2 separate regions of the Homo sapiens genome follow, and region 1 is linked to region 2. A link is a loop called in an ENCODE intact Hi-C map of the cell type or tissue named here. Cell type or tissue: heart left ventricle. All regions are shown on one strand.

Evidence for each region. A loop is a pair of places that touch in the nucleus more often than their neighbours do. Peaks named below come from ENCODE experiments on the same cell type or tissue, not always from the same donor. Only the 100,000 strongest peaks of a DNase experiment are listed, where the experiment ranks them.
Region 1: a loop joins it to region 2, with 2.7 times the contacts of the local background. A loop is called at or near these places in 4 of 110 quality-filtered maps.

What each region holds. Positions count from the first base shown.
Region 1 is chr1:112,054,001-112,056,500 of GRCh38, reverse strand. No RefSeq gene overlaps it. Among named protein-coding and RNA genes, the nearest start is that of LINC01750, 65 kb to the right of the region's middle. RefSeq lists a silencer at 1-28. In heart left ventricle, no CTCF peak of the experiment used is centred here; no DNase peak of the experiment used is centred here; H3K27ac peaks cover 818 bases.
Region 2 is chr1:112,335,593-112,338,092 of GRCh38, reverse strand. All of the region lies in intron 1 of LINC02884 (long intergenic non-protein coding RNA 2884), which reads left to right. Among named protein-coding and RNA genes, the nearest start is that of LINC02884, 24 kb to the left of the region's middle. In heart left ventricle, a CTCF peak has its summit at 938; a DNase peak (open chromatin) is centred at 952; H3K4me3 peaks cover 394 bases.

The sequences.
Region 1 (2,500 bases), 280 kb after region 2:
CAGCCACAGCACCCTTTGCAGGGCAGCTGAGGGAAAATGTGTCTCCAGATCTGGCCTGCCCAGGGTGGGTATGCTGAGAAGTGGAGGACGGAGCAAAGTATAAGGGTGAGGAGGGGAGAGAAGGAGCAAACACCAAGACCTCAGCCGAGTAGTAGATTCGAGAGCCTCAGCAGGAGATTTTTGGGAGACACAGAGATCCCCATCACTAGGGGGTTTATGCAGAAGCTGGGACCCCATAGGCTGTGTTGGTAGAATTTCTGCATGGGTTTGGAGATTTGGGAGGATCAGTGCTTTGTAACTCTGGTTATAGCTGAGAAAGACAACTTTTTGCTGGCTCATGCTCCATTCCTTCTGGGGAAAGTGGCACCTGTGGCTCTGTAACCCTCGGGTCCATGGCGTGGAAGTCAGTCTACATTCTAGATCAGACACTGCACTGACAACCTGTAAGTCCCCTTTCGACTCTGAGAATCTGCAATTCTGGAATGTTCTAGCCTAGTGCCACAGTCTTTAGAAAAGAAACATCAAAAAATTGTGTCACATAAACAATTACTTCTGCGGAACAAAAGGGATGAGAATCTAGAGAATTTCAGACTTATAGAACAGAATTATTTCTGCAGAAATTTCAATAATAAAGGTGCTTGTATAGCTTTATGTGTGTATTTTGTTATTGAAAGCCAAAGGTACACACTGATCAAAACTGACAACTTCAAACTTAAATGTCACTGAATCCTGAACAAAACATACATCCAGACCCAAGTCAACAAGATTCTATCTAGACCATCAAAGGAAATGGCAGCCTGGCTCCCAGCCACAGATGGTCAGCAGATGCTTGCCAGGCCATGAACTGGCTAGCCACTGAGGCAGAACAGCTCTACGATTCTGCACCATTCACCACCAATTTCTTCCCTCACTTAAGATGTCACTAGTCATGTTGCTCCTGAGGGCAATTGAGGTAAAACCAATAGTGGCCTGTGAAAGCAAATTGTAATCCCTCATTGATCAATTATGTGACATCTAACTCAACCCATGAAAACTTGCAGTGGGAGAGCCAGAACTCTGCAAGGGTGAGCACTGAATTTTTGCCTTGGCCTGCCTGCAGCAAGTCTATGTCAAGGATTCTCTGTATGCCAGGAAATCAGCGGGAGTAAAAGACAGACTTTTTCTCAAGGAATTGAAATCTCCTTGGGGAAGAAAGATGATTAGGTTACTCCTTTCTCCCTGCATTAAAAAAATAAATTTATTTTGAAATAACTTCTAACTTACTGCAAAGTTGTAAGTATGTAGGTACAGTGCCATATCCCATCACCCAGATTCCCTCATTGTTATTAGCTCTCTGCATTTTCTTTATGCATGTGTGTGTGCTGATTTATTTACCTGTGTTTATCTATACCCATTACCACCAGTCATTTTCTAAACCATTTGAAACAGCTGTAGACATGATGTCCTATCACTCCTAAATACCCCAATGTGTGTTTCCTCCAAACAAGGACCTTCTCCACATAACCACCACACAACCCCACCAATCAGAAAGTCAACATTGGTACAATACCACCACTCAATCCTCAGACTCTATTCAGCAATGGCTCTTTCTTTTTGGGTCCAGGATGCTGTCAAGGAGCATGTGTTGCATGTGGTTTTCATGTCTCTTTAGTTTCCTCCATCTGGAAGAGTTCTTTCATGTCCTCAGCCACTTTCAAGAGGACAGGTCTTACATTCTCTAGGATGTCTCTTAGCATAGGCAGTCTCATGTTTCATCTTGGCAGAGTCAGGCAGGATTTCCTGGCAGGAATACTGCAGAAGTGACACCATGCTCCTCTCAGTGTGTCACCCTGGGAGCACAGGATGTTGACCTGTTTCAACATCAGTTGACTCCCTAGTCATGTCATTAAGTTTTCCATCTTAAAGTCACCACTTTCCTTTTATAATTTGTTAGTATTACATATAGCGCCAATATCGTATTCCTCATCTAACCTCTACCCACCAGCCTTGGCCTCCATCGATGACTGATCAACTATCACTCTGGTGGTTGCCAAATGGTAATATTTTATTTCCATGATTTCATACTCATTTATTTGACATTCTACTTTAAAAAGCTTTTTCTTCTCATTTATCTATTTATTCTATCAGTGTGGACTTATGGAGTCCTATTTTGTTCAATAGGGACGTTTTGATGCTCAAATTATCCCAGATTTAGCCGGCGAGAACCCCTTCAAGGTAGCTCCTGTGTCCTTTTGATGTGTCCCGATCACTCCTTCAGCATTTTTGCTTTCTAGCACAAAAGATACTCCAGAATCATCCTGTACTTATCCCATCCCAGCCTGGAATCAATTGTTTCTCTAAAAGGTACTAGTTCCTTTCAGTGGTGGATGGTACTGAACGACCATGATCGGAACATGCGGTGTGCCCTTTGTGTTGTGATTTCATTGCTTCTAGGCCTGTGCAGCAGACAGAGCTAGGAAACACATGTATGTATATATGAACACACATACACACATTTGTA
Region 2 (2,500 bases):
TATTCTTTTGAGTAAATGTGATTCAATTAACAGATAACTTCATGTGATTTAATTTGTATACCTTTATAGGGATTTGCATATAAACAAATATAATAAATGAGAAAAAAATTCCCTTGAGTAGACTATATCCCCTTTTTTGATTTGGAACATCTGGCTGCTCCTATATGTGAACAAAGATAGAAAGTAGCCTCGGCTGGGCACAGTGGCTCATGCCTATAATCCCAGCACTTTGGGCGGCCGAGGCAGGTGGATGGCCTGAGGTCGGTAGTTCGAGACCAGCCTGGCCAACATGGTGAATTCTGTCTCTATTAAAAATACAAAAATTAGCTGGATGTGGTGGTGCATGCCTGTAATCCCAGCTATTCGGGAGGCTGAGGCAGGAGAATCGCTTGAACTCGGGAGGCGGAGGTTGCAGTGAGCCGAGATTGCACCACTGCACTCCAGCCTGGGTGACAGAGCAAGACTCCATCTCAAAAAAAAAAAAAAAAAAAAAAAAGAAAAAAGAAAAAAAAAGAGAGAGAGAGAAAGAAAGTAGCCTCTACCCTGGAACATTTGCTTACTCCTGGGAGAATCTGTGCCTCTAGCTGTATTTAGCAGTTCCCACCGTGCCCAGCCCTCAGGTTCCGTGGGAGGAGCGCCAGGTTCTCGTGAACACCAATGTTCTCCCCTAGCGGCTGTTCTCTGGCAGAGGAAGAGAGGAACCCCGATCAACTTCAGAAGGGATACTTCCTTCCTGGTCACCTTCCAGAGAGGTCAGAGAACCTCATCAAAAACAGCATCATCGGTCTTTGCTCTCTTGATCCAATTCTGATTTGAAAGAAAATAAAGAACAGCAGGATTAGGAGAAAGAGACATGGAGGGGCCCTCGGCACTGGGGTGGGAGAAAGTGGAGTTGGCACTGCAGGGAAAGTTGTTTCTGGTCCGGTGCTCTTCTGTGGAGGCCACAAGGGGGCCTGTGAGGTTCACAGACCGTGGGGAAGACGGAGCTGTCTTCCGTGTCGGGTTCTGCTTCTGTTCTTGTTCTTCTGTTTTCTGGTGGCTTTCTGGAAGAATGATCAGGATAAGGCAGAGGAACTGTAGATGACCTGGGAATGGGAAAGCTAGGGCTCTCTGGGATCAGAGGAGATCTGTTTATTCCTTAGGTCGGGGAGATAGACGAGGAAATCTCTCTAGAAGCAGATTCTCAGGATTAGCTCTTGACACCATGTGTGAGGAGGGAAGGAAAAAGAATTGAAATAAGCTATCCATTTTAGGAAGGACCCTGACGGGGACCCTGAAAAGTCCCCTGTGGTTGCCCTCCCTATAGTACCCCTTCCTGTCCTATGGACAAAAGTCCCAGTGGAAAATCCCTGGGTTTTAGAGTCCAGGATCTGGGGTTGAGTTCTAAGTCCTGTGGCCTCCTAGCCAAGTAACTTAACTTCTCTAAGATTTGCTTTCCTTTTCTGCAAACAAAGGAGTGAAATAAGATAATGTGTAAAAGTGCCTCTAAATATTAGTGTTGTGTAAGTGACAGCTAACTTTACTGCAGGTGTTGGGCCCCACGTGGAGATATTATCCTTTGGTTTTGTATCATAATACCTTGGGAATCTGTCCAGACTATGACCTTCTTCAAGGTCTCCCATCTTCCCAGGCTTCCAAAAGAACCAGGAGGTAAGAAGGGGCCTTGGATGGAGCCTTCCGGGATTCTCCTTGTCAAGGACTTACCTGAACATCTCCTTTCCCCTGTTTGTTTCTGTGCAAATGCTCTTCCCTGGGCTCTGGTGCCTCACCTGTCTTGTCTGTTAGGCTATTCCCGACTCATGGCCCAGGACAAACATTACCTGTTCTCTGTAACTTTCTCTGACTCTCTAAATAAATCAATTTCTTGCTCAGAGTGTTCCTGTACAACACTGTAGAGGCCTCTGTTATTGTCTAATCAAGACTAGTTACAGCTTTTCTAACATTTCCATCTATCTCATTAGACTGTGAGCTCTTCTAAGCCAAGGCCTCTGTTATTGTCTAATCAAGACTAGTTACAGCTTTTCTAACATTTCTGTCTATCTCATTAGACTGTGAGCTCTTCTAAGCCAAGGATGAGTACAGGATCAAAGATGTAGATGTGCTCAAGCATCTTTATTTTCATGGCTATGTCAGTAGGAGAGGGCTGGATCCCACTCCTATAATGCAGGAGAAGGAAGGGTTGTTTGGGAGCGAGTGGAAGGGAGGTATTTAGTGATGTTTCTCTTTGGCTATTCAAATGCCTGGAGGTAAAGAGAAAAGGAGATGACATGGCAGGGCCTGGTCATTCTTAAGACTCAGTAACTTGCTCAGCAACATGTACCCACAGGAGGGAGAAATTCTGCATGAATTAAAGAATGCATCAGAGCTAGAAGATTTGGGTTCAAGACTTGGGTTCAAGTCCATTTACTAACAGTGGTGTCTTGGGTGAGTCAAGCCATAGTTTCCTGCTCTGTGGAAAAATACTCATCTAATGGTTTTATAGCAAAGACAGTGCAGTACT